2 separate regions of the Homo sapiens genome follow, and region 2 is linked to region 1. Evidence: chromatin loops called from intact Hi-C (ENCODE). Cell type or tissue: ascending aorta. All regions are shown on one strand. Links, peaks and the distances in the headings refer to the core of each region. The heading gives the core; the rest is flanking DNA. Region 1 overlaps LINC03041 (long intergenic non-protein coding RNA 3041). Region 2 has its middle 78 kb from the start of LINC03041.

The links. A loop is a pair of places that touch in the nucleus more often than their neighbours do. Peaks named below come from ENCODE experiments on the same cell type or tissue, not always from the same donor. Only the 100,000 strongest peaks of a DNase experiment are listed, where the experiment ranks them.
Region 2: it touches region 1 in a loop (2.3-fold over the local background); 4 of 110 quality-filtered maps call a loop at or near these places.

What each region holds. Positions count from the first base shown.
Region 1 is chr9:16,269,993-16,275,371 of GRCh38, reverse strand. The region is part of intron 1 of LINC03041 (long intergenic non-protein coding RNA 3041); the gene reads left to right. LOC124902124 (a long non-coding RNA gene) reads right to left here. Exons shown (of 2, transcript XR_007061424.1): 2 at 1,938-2,133. Among named protein-coding and RNA genes, the nearest start is that of LINC03041, 3.6 kb to the left of the region's middle. In ascending aorta, for the core only: no CTCF peak of the experiment used is centred there; a DNase peak (open chromatin) is centred at 2,451; H3K27ac peaks cover 1,197 bases.
Region 2 is chr9:16,195,551-16,200,929 of GRCh38, reverse strand. No RefSeq gene overlaps it. Among named protein-coding and RNA genes, the nearest start is that of LINC03041, 78 kb to the left of the region's middle. In ascending aorta, for the core only: no CTCF peak of the experiment used is centred there; a DNase peak (open chromatin) is centred at 3,198; H3K4me3 peaks cover 777 bases; H3K27ac peaks cover 3,388 bases.

The DNA.
Region 1 (5,379 bases), core at 58-5,057:
CTGGATGTGCTCCCGTGGGCCTTGGATGTTTAGGAGTTGGTATGTTGGGATGGTTTGGGGGCAGAGGCCAAAGGGAGACTTTATGATGAATCTAGCGTCTTATATATACTTTTGCTTACAGGTCTAGGAATCTGCTAATTTTATCATTTATATAAAGAACCTTAAAATGTGTATATCTTTTGACCTATTGCTAGAAATCTATTAAAATAATGATAAAAATGGTGACATATTTCTGTAGAATTATATATCATAGTACTACTTACGAAACAGGTAGGAACGTTCCACATCCCAGGAATGTATGAAATGCCACATTTCCATATTTTCTAAAGTGAAATGAAATCTGATAGAAGTTGACACTAGCCAAGGGTGGTGAGAAGAACTCTGAATTCCTCTACCCCAGCTGGGTTGGCAGAACCTCTCTAGCCATAGTGTGTGGTGTCAGCCACATAGACAGCCACGTAGCAGTGCCCATCTGAGGTCACCCAGAGCATCGGGCTCAGATAGGGCCATATCTCCACCATAGGTCACAGTTCAAGTCTTATTTCTTTCCCCAGTCTTGGGGAGTCATTTAGCCAGGGAGGAGCCCATCTGTTAAACGTCTGCAGCCCACATCATTCATCCTCTTCCTTGGACGATGTAGTCTATAGGTGTCAAGGGCCTCTGTTTTTGAAACACAAAGCTCTCTCACAAAGTACCATAATCTCCTTTAAATAAGCAAAATAACCTTTCAGAAGTACATTTTCTCTCTCTCTCAGGGGTTATAGCACAGCAGTTGTTGAGAAAGATGTTTCATCTTTCTTTCATGTGACCACAGGAGTCAAAACAAACACAAATAACAAAACAACACAACTTCCAAATAACAAATCCCTAACACAAATAATGGCTACATTTAAATGCCCAATCATTCAGACTCATTACATTGATTATAATCCAAACACATATATTAGACATAGACATTAAATTTTTAGTTAACATTAATAGGAGACAAAGTTCAAGTTGTAATGTAAAGTGAAAAAATAGAACACTATATTATTTTCTATTGCTGCATAACAAATTATTGTAAGTTTAGCCACTTACGGCAACACCCATTTACTATCTCATGGTTCTGTAGGTCCAAAACCCCAGCAGTCTTGTTTGGGTTTTCTGCCCAGGGTCTCATAAGACCAAAATTAAGGTGTTGGCCAGGCTGTGTTCTCATCTAGAGCTGGGGTCTTCTTTCAAGCTCATTCATATTTTTGGTAGGATTGAGTTCCTGTGGTTGCAGGCCCAAGGTCCCTATTTTCCTTGCTGGGTGTCAACTAGGGGTTGCTCTCAGGTTCTGGAGGCTTCTAGCATTCTTTGCCATGTTGGGCTCTCTATCTTCACAGTCACCAAAGGAGACTCTCCCTTGTTTCAAGTCCCTCTCATGCTTCGTATCTGTCTCCAGGAAAAGCCTAATCTCTGTCAAGACTCACCTGAACAGGCCAGACCAACCCAGGATCATCTCCCACCCTTAAAGTCTTGCCATGGAACATAACCAAATCATGAAAGCGATGGCCCATAATAGTCACAGGTCCCACCTGCCCACATTCAAGGGGGAAGGGATTACGTAAAGCCATGTGGATTCCGGGATCATCTTAGAATTCTGTCTAATACAGATACCAGTTGTATATACACAAGATCTCAGCCATGTAATGTTTATGAGCTCAGAGGAACACGTGTATGATATAAACCTCAATATTAATAAGACTTTTTTGTGGGGTAGGATTATGGATGACTTTTATTTTCTTCTTTATACTTTTCTGTATCTTCTAAGCATTTTATAATGAGCACGTTTCATTTATGATCAAGGAAAACACCCACATTATTTAGATAGAGAAATAATTGGGCCTCAAGCTAGGATAGTAACGCATGACTAGTAGGCATTTGCTCTGTAAAATTAAGTGTGTGTAGCTGAATGGTTTGTTCATTCATTTATTCTTTCGTTCATTCATTCACTGGCCCCCTTGGGAAGAAGGTGCAGACAGGTTGCATTCTCCTATAGGACTGCATGCTGATGGGGTCCCTCTGTTCAGAATATCTCTGGAATCGCTTCACACTTTTCAGCAAAAAAAGATTCCAAAAGACAAGTAGTATTTCTATTTGTTATTACTCCTGGGGAAAAAATAGTGAAGGAAAATTACTCAGACTGTTTGAGAAATACTTTGCAATTTCTATTTTCTCACCAGTATCCTAATAGCTTGATAATGTTTAGGTTTTGAAATTTCATATTTTCTTTGTGAGCAGAAAATACCAGCTTCTCATAAATAACTGAAATGAAACAACAGAACTCTTGGCTCAAATTCACTTTTCAGCCTGACGCGTCAGAAGGAGCCCAGTGCAAAAACTCTCTCCCGAAACAGAAGTGTGGCCCAGGGAGACTAGCAACACAAATGATCCGGAAACCCTTAGAGTGGGAACTCCCGCCACGAACAGAGCAGAATTGCTCAAGGATGGGAACATCAGCATGTGGCAAACCATCAGAGGGACATCGACTGGCCATCTCAGGCCACCCTGTGCCAGTAGCAAGTCTAGGGGCTGAAGTCAGGTGAGAGCGTGCAGTAAATGAGGTTGGGCAGAAAAATAGGGCAAGGACGCCCTGTACCAAACGGTGATGTTGGCATGATTTGCCTTTGGGCTTCTTTGTCTCCTCTTCCTTCTTCATTCATTCCCCTTCCCTTCACTGGTGCCCACTCCTGCCCTGGTGCCGGCTTCCATCTCCCACCCACTTTCAGTTAATGAAGATCATTCAGGGTTGTTTTTTTTTTTTTTTTTTAATGCGGATACACTCAGGAGTATTTGCATTTTAATAAGGGATTGTAAAAGGTGAAAAAGCCTTGACGATAGCAAAGAATAGTTTGCTAATAGTGGAAGGACCAGTAAGGAGGTTATTTTTGCTTGGGGGCCCTGCCCAATGCCCCCAAAGTCATCTTCCAAATACTGTTTTTTGTACAGTGTTGACCTGGCTCAGGAATGGGCTGCAGGGATTCTATTCTGTCAGCATTAAATGGGTGTCGACAGCTGGAAGAAAGGCATCAAAATATATAGGAAACAGCATTCTTGAAACGAGAACTAAAATATCTGCTGTGTGTCTTCCACACCGTGTCATGGGGAGAATCAAATGAGGTCATGTATGTGACAGAGTCTCCTAAGAGACTCAGAAATGAACACATGCAGAGTAGTATCAGGATACGTGGCTTATGTGGTTGTCCCCAGCACAGTCAGAGAACAAAAGCCTGGGCACAAAGATGATCGGGCTTTTGACACGGTTGCCTGCCTTAGAAACTGACACTATTTCGTTAGGCCTTTTCTGCAGGTAGTCATTATATGTAAATGTCATGAGCGAATGAATCCACTGAGATATAAAGGAGCATTCGCCCCTTGAGAGTTGTTCTGGGTTCCAGAGACTCACCTCATACTATGCCTCAGTTTCTCATTTGGTAGACCTGAAGATGAAAATAAGTATTGGTCTTCCCTCAGCAGAAATAGGAAAAGTGAATGGGCAGCTGGGGTGAAGCTCTTTGAGGCCTCCGTGAAGAAGGGGGAAGAAGCTCTTCTTCCCAAGACGGGTTGTATTTGGGCAAAGGTGAAATCATGTTGGTTTTAGTTTTTTTTCAACTTATCAATTATTTTCTAAATATAAACTTACAAACTATGAAGCATGAGAAGTAAATGGAGAGCCATGAAACTTCCACCCAGTTAACGATAAATAACATCATCACCCTCCACTCCATCCAGGGTCTCTTCCTCACGCTGGGCCCTTCCCTTCCCATCACCTGAATACATGGCAAGGAACCACTATCTGAATGGTGCTTTTATTTTTTAAAACAATATTCTTTATTCCTATTTTGTATCACAGTTTGACCACATATCCACTAACCATATATCACTTAGTCCTGCTTATCTTTTAAACTCCATATAAATGCCATCACCAGGTATGTATTCTTTTGGGACTTGCTGTTTTTAGCCAACGTTATGTGTTTGTGATTTGACAGTTTCTATGCCTCTAGGTTTGGTTCATTCATTCTCATTCCATTGTATTCCATTTATGAATATACCAGAAATCAATCGTCTCTTCTCTTCTTGATAGCACAGCTTTAGTCTTTGCATTTATTTTAAACATGCTTTCACTGTAGGATTTAGGGTGCTTGTCTTAGTTCAGGCTGCTGTAACAAAATACCAAAGATATAATCTTTGGTTTATATCACAGAAACATATTTCTCACAGTTTTGGAGGCTGCAGGTCTGAGAAGGGGGTGTCGGCATGGCCGAGTTCTGGTGAGGGCCCTCTTCCACTTGCAGACTGCTGACTTCTCAGTGTGTCCTCACATGGCAGAAAGGGGGTGAGTGAACTCGTGGGCTCCCTTTTCTGAGGGCATTAATCCTACTCACGAGGGCTCCCTGCTCAGACCTAATCACCTCCCGAAGGCCCCACCTGCTAATGCCATCATGTTGGGGGTTAGAATTTCAGCATATGAATTTCAAGGGCAGAAACATTCAGTCCATTACAGTAGTGTTTATTCCCGTAGAGGTAAAGCCAAGGTGTGGTTAAACAGGACTAGGTGACTGGGCAAAGGAAGTAAGAAACTAACATTTTTTTTTTTTTTTTTGAGGCGGAGTCTCGCTCTGTCGCCCAGGCTAGAGTGCAGTAGAGGGACCTTGGCTCAGTGTAACCTCTGCCTCCCGGCTTCAAGAGATTGTCCTGCCTTAGCCTTCTGAGTAACTGGGATTATAGGCATGCACCACCACGCCCGGCTAGTTTTTGTTGTTGGTGGTGGTGGTGGTGGTGGTATTTTAATTAATAGTATAGAGATGGAGTTTCACCATTTTGGCCAGGCTGGTCTCAAACTCCTGACCTCAGGTGATCTGCCTGCTTCGGCCTCCCAAAGTGCTCAGATTACAGGCATGAGCCACTGCGTGTCCTGCCAGAAAGTAACATTTTGAAGGTAAACCAGGCCCTAGCCCCCAACTCTCCTAATGGTCTTCCTTGTACATGTTATCTCACCATTCTCAGAAACACTTTCTCAGTAAAGTAAAGAAGTTGAGTTAGATAAGCTTCAGATTCTCTTCTAAGGCAACTTCCTAATTCAATAAGTTGTTCACTCACTGAACACATAATCTGCTATTTGCCTCCATTACTAGATTCAGTAGAAAACAAAACAGGCACGTCACAGAATTTCAGACCACGGAAGATGTCAGAGAAAAAAGGAGTAGGCCGCTAAAAAGTTTTTTGTTTTTGCTATTGTTGTCTGGTTTGTTTTAAAATTAGAAACTGTAAGTACTATTGTAGAAACACCCATGGGGTGAGGATACAGAGCTCTGGATGGATCTATTTTAGGTAGAATGGTCGGGAAAGGCCTCC
Region 2 (5,379 bases), core at 138-5,137, 75 kb after region 1:
TTGAGAGAATAGATGAGAAACTCTATAAAGGGAATAGAAAGAAAGGGCAGAGAGCAAGAGGCTGCCTTGGGCAGCTGCCTTATTTTGGGAGCAGGAGAACGAAAAGAAAAGTCGACCTTGTTGCTGTTATGAGAAGATGCTGTGGTTCTCAGGCTGCCTTAGACAGCTGAGTAGCATCTCATCAGCCTGAGCTAGGGAAAGGCTGCTGTGTGGGCTAAAGCTTACGTGGTACTCACAGAATATGTGGAAAGTTCCCGTGGCAACTTCTTATTGAAAATCCTCACCCCAGTTATTTTCCATTCCTGCTGAGACATCTCTGTGTCCCTCACGTTATGGTATAAATATTTTATGAAGTACAGAGGGTTGAGATATCTTAACACTTTTACTGAAAACTCATTTTTCTGAAAGTTAAAGGATGCATTTTCCACTTACTTACAAAAATATGAAACTCTAGATTGGACAAAGAAATGGACATGTCCCATTGCAATATTTTATGCAGTGTTTTTCAGGGTCTCAAAGTACTTAAGATGTTAATTCCATTCCTTTCTCCATGAGGCTTGTAAGTTTCATTATACAAGTTTAAAGGTGGGTAAGGAGTAAGCACAGAGCCCAAAAGATAGTAGGTGTTCAATTGTCCTCTTCCCTTCTTATATGATGAAGGTTGAAATGGGGTCTGTAGACTCAGGGAGGTGAATAATCTGAGATATTTCCAGACTATGCTTAATGCCATTAGCAGGGGTTAGAGGAGAGAAAAGAGAAGAAACTTAATTAGAAGGAGAATAGGCCAAGCGTGGTGGCTCATGCCTGTAATCCAAGCACTTTGGGAGGCTGAAGCGGGCGGATCACGAGGTCAGGAGATTGAGACCATCCTGGCTAACACAATGAAACCCCGTCTCTACTAAAAGTATAAAAATTACCCAGGTGTAGTGGTGGGTGCCTGTAGTCCCAGCTACTCGGGAGGCTGAGGCAGAAGAATGGCGTGAACCCGGGAGGCGGAGCTTGCAGTGAGCTGAGATCGCAACACTGCACTCCAGCCTGGGCAACAGAGTGAGACTCCATCTCAAAAAAAAAAAAAAAAAAAAAAAGAGTGGAATAGAAAAGATATTCTGAAAGGCAATTAGAGAAAGCTTTATGATGAAGTAGAACTGCAGGACCCCCGAATAGAGAAATGATCCATAGTTGATGAATGAGTGTAGACCTTAACACTGAAAAGTGGTCCTTCTGCTAACTGCCCAGAAAGAGTCACACAGCCTCTGCCAACCCAAGTTCTGGCAAAATCATCTCAGTTCCAACTCTCTCTGTGGATCACAACCAACTCATAAAGAACAAGAACATGTGAAGAGACCAGGGAATGAATGTCATCAGGCTACATCGATCCTGCGCCTGCTCACAATCTCCACCGAGGTTTGTGTATCTAGAATCCTGTTCCTACCTTATTATACCTGTGGCTTAGGGAATTAAGCAGCTGGGGGAAAACATGGTTTTTGATACCAAAGAGCATCCTGCTAACTCAAAGTCTGTGTCCTGGGCTTCATTGGTCTTCGTTTTTATCAGAAGTAGGTGGGTAACACATTAGGAAAAAAAAAAATTGGCCCCATAAAGGGATCCGGAAAGAATGACATATTTGTCTGTTAAGTATAAATACGAACAGCCGTGGAGATATGGTCCTGTGGTGCTAGGTTTTCACTCCAGCAACATTCATCTATTGCCAGGAAACGCTAGATTTAGTACCTGAGGGACTGAAGTTTCAAATACCTTATACTTTTTTTTTTTTTTTTTAATACTCTGCCAAGAATTTAAATTGGTAAAAGCTGGGGACTGACAAAACTTGATCCCCAAGAGCTTTTCTGGCACTGGTTTATCAGAGAATATGGTGCCATTATTTTTATTATAATTATTATTTTTTTCTTTGGTGGGGCGAGAGCTCATTTATAACCCAATGACTTCTACTCCCAGATGTATTTTTCTTTTTTTTTTTTTTTTAAATCCCAATGCTTAAATAAACAGAGGCTTTGCCTTTTGTGGTGGCCTTAGAAGCTGTCATTGGATTTACATGCAAGCGGGTGGTTGTGAGCCTTTTCATGTTTTTAGATCAGATCAGAAAGAGTTGAAAGGAGAAAGCTAATTTTAGGAAATGTGTTTCCACCAGCTCCACACTGCACACACCTTGCTCCCAAGCCTCAGGTCTCCACCATGCCCTGACACCAAAATCACTTAACAGGGCTTTGCAAAGGGGGCCTGCTGGCCCCAAACTGGGACAGCTGTGGAAGAGCAGAAAAGGCCAACATGAGTTAGAAAGCCTGAGTTTGAGTCCTGGCACCATCATCTTTTAGCCATGAAACTTTGGACAACTTAGCCTCCCTTAGATTTTTCATCTGTAAAATGATAATTGGATTTTCCTGGGAGGGTTGTCGGGAGGATGAAATTAAATGAGACAAATTATGTGAAAACGCTTGGCGCTGTGAGTTTTTTAAATGACAACCTATAAACGACGAGTCCAGGGAAGAAGGGAGAGAACATCATGGAGCAGTATTGTGGATTTTTCTCCAAGGTTAGGCTCTTGACATAGACGTTCTAGCCGAGAAAACAACTGCCACCACGGAGACACATAAAACAAGAAGATACTATTTACAGTACAACATCTTTATGGTCCCTCATTGCTCCCCGCAGCCGTATTCCCGACTGCCTTCAGATCCTCTGCTGATTTTACCCACAAGCAATTTCCAGGGTCAGCTCACCTCTCTCTTGCCCAGGGCAGCGGCGGCGGCAGCAGCAGCAGCCCTGGCATGTCCGATCTGGCTGGAAATGATTTGAGTTTTATTATACAATTAGATCAAGTCTCTTCGGTGTAGTAGCCTTCCACATACTTAGAAGAATAGATTAGCCATTAGGACTTTGTATATTTTTCCCAGTAATTGACACCACATCCCATTTTCCTCACCAAAGGGAAAAATAACCGCATAAAACAATCATGATTCGGGGGGCAGGAGGTGGGGAACCGGGGCATTCACAATGCAACAATGTCTCAGTCCCACCTCAATCTCCTTCCTTTGCCCAGCTTTGCGTGTCTCTAGGAGCCAGGCAGAGCGGGCCTCCGGTTTGTTTTGTTTTGTTTTGTTTTTCCATTCCAGAGCCCCTCAGGCTCAGCGTCCTAAGCACTTTACTAAGAATAAACCAGGCATCATCTCTGCCACCGAGAAACAGCAGCCACCACTGGACGGGAGCCTGGACATTCTTAAAAAGCCCACATAAACATCACCAGAACAGAATTGGTTTTCTTTCTTTCTTTTTCTTTTTTTAGTGCCTCCAAGGTATCCCAGGATGGATCTATTAGAAACCCTTTCCCTCAGGAGCCCCTTTCTTGTCCTGGTCAGAAAAGGAGTGGGGCTATTGTGGGGTGGTCCAAGCAGTGGTGAGTTGAGGCTCTTTCTTTGGTATCCAAGTCAGGAAGAGGAGAGAAAAAAAAGAGTTCAAATCCAGAGGGTTCAAACCACACCTGTTTTTTTGTCCCGTCTCTTCAACCACTGTAAGTTTAGACTTGGAATAGAACAGGGGGAAACCCATCTTACTGAGGGATTTAAACAGAGACCAGTGCAATCCCCTAGGCTGGCTTTGCCTGTATTTGGCATGGTGCATGTCTGCAACGGGCCTCCATGTTGCCTCTCAGCCAAAAGCAGACACCTCAGGCCAGCAGTCTGCATCTACACAAGCAAAACAAAACACATGTTCTCAGATGTCTGGTCAAACATTTGTTTCCTTTGGTCATGTTCTAGCAGCCCAAACTCAGATTCCAACTGCAAGGCCTGGTGGCACTAACAGACATTGTTTTTGTTCCATTCATTGCTGCAAAACATCTGTGAGCTAAAGGTTCTTCCCAACTGCAGCGATCTTTGTGCCAAGGCTTGGTAGGTCCTTGACAGCTTCCTTGCCTGCCCATAGGCCCGTGAGGCGGCTCTGGTGCAGACATAGGACTGCAGAGAGAGGCGGTCACTCTTCCCAGTCCCTCCCTTTCTTCTTGGATGGACCATCAGACAATGCAGCTAGCAGTACCAGATTTAGTAGACATGAAGTGTTTTCATACATTTTTCAGCTTGGGTCAATGTGTCCAAAGGGACTCTTTGCTGACACGTCTGGGCTGGTTCCTTGGAGAGAAGCTGAAATGCCCATTTTCCAGTAAGATCAATAAACCCACTCAGCTCCGACCACAGACCTTTCCTCAGGTATCCTCCAGCAAGTCAGGGTGTGCTGGACTTTCGTCGTGGCAATGTGACCCAGTGTGCCACCAGGAACTTGTACTTCAAGCTGAGTTTACTTTCCTGAGGACAAAGTCAAAGCCCTAAAGCTTTCAATTTGGTCCCCAAGGACCGTGGAAAATCACAAGATGGAAAGTGACCTTTCTTTGGCCACAACTGGTGATGACTTGTGAACATGTCTCTTTTGCCCAACTTGGCTTTAGCTAAAACCTACTGTTTTGAATAAAACTTGGGCCATTCTCCACCCTCTTCTTACCATACCTCTAGGCACCCACTGCCAAGTCCTAGGAGGCCCTGCCTCTTTTTAACAAGGAACACAAAATGAAGCTGTAATCATAACCTCTCTTGCTCATTCAGAAAATATGCAGATGTGATTTTTCTTTCTTTTTTTCTTCTCAACATACCTATGTCCCTTCATTATTTTTTAAACTGTCTCTTACTTTTCCCCCACTCCCACCCCCACTGTTCTTAGCTAGGGGCCAAGTTCAATCAAACATCCCCCAGTTGGCACCAAATGGGCACCTGAGGGTAATAGGGCGCAGTGGCACTTTCCCGCCTCCTTCTTTCTCCGGTTGCCAGAAGAAACCCAGCTGGGTCCCTCAGCCAACACAGGCCCCTAACTTAAGTTTAATAGTACAGCATTTTTACTACTTTTGGCCAGGGCATTTTGAGAAAGGGTAATATATGTGAAAAATATACCCTAAAAAATTCTGTTTAGAAAACAATTCCAGTCTAAGCGCTCCATGCTCTCAGTTTCTGGCCCTCTTTTCAGGAAAGCAGCTCCGGCAACCACACAGTTTAGATCCATTTTGGGGTGGGTGGGGGGGGGTTCCATTTCCTTCCTATGGGATTTTTTTATTAGGTGTTTTTTTGGTTTGTTTGTTTTTTGCTATTTTTCTTTCCCTATGCTGGTTTACTGCCTTGTATCTATCTACCCCCAAAGAAAGAGTTTAAGAACCTCAAGTAAGTATTATTGGATTTTTCTTAGTGTATTTTTGGATATTTCTGGTTGGGAGTGTGTGGTCGGGATCTGTGTGTCTGTGCTGGGAGGGTGGTGGGCTGCATGCCCAACGATGATGGCCATGAAGGCCTGGGAGAGTCAGCAGAGCCTCCCGAGCATGTGTCG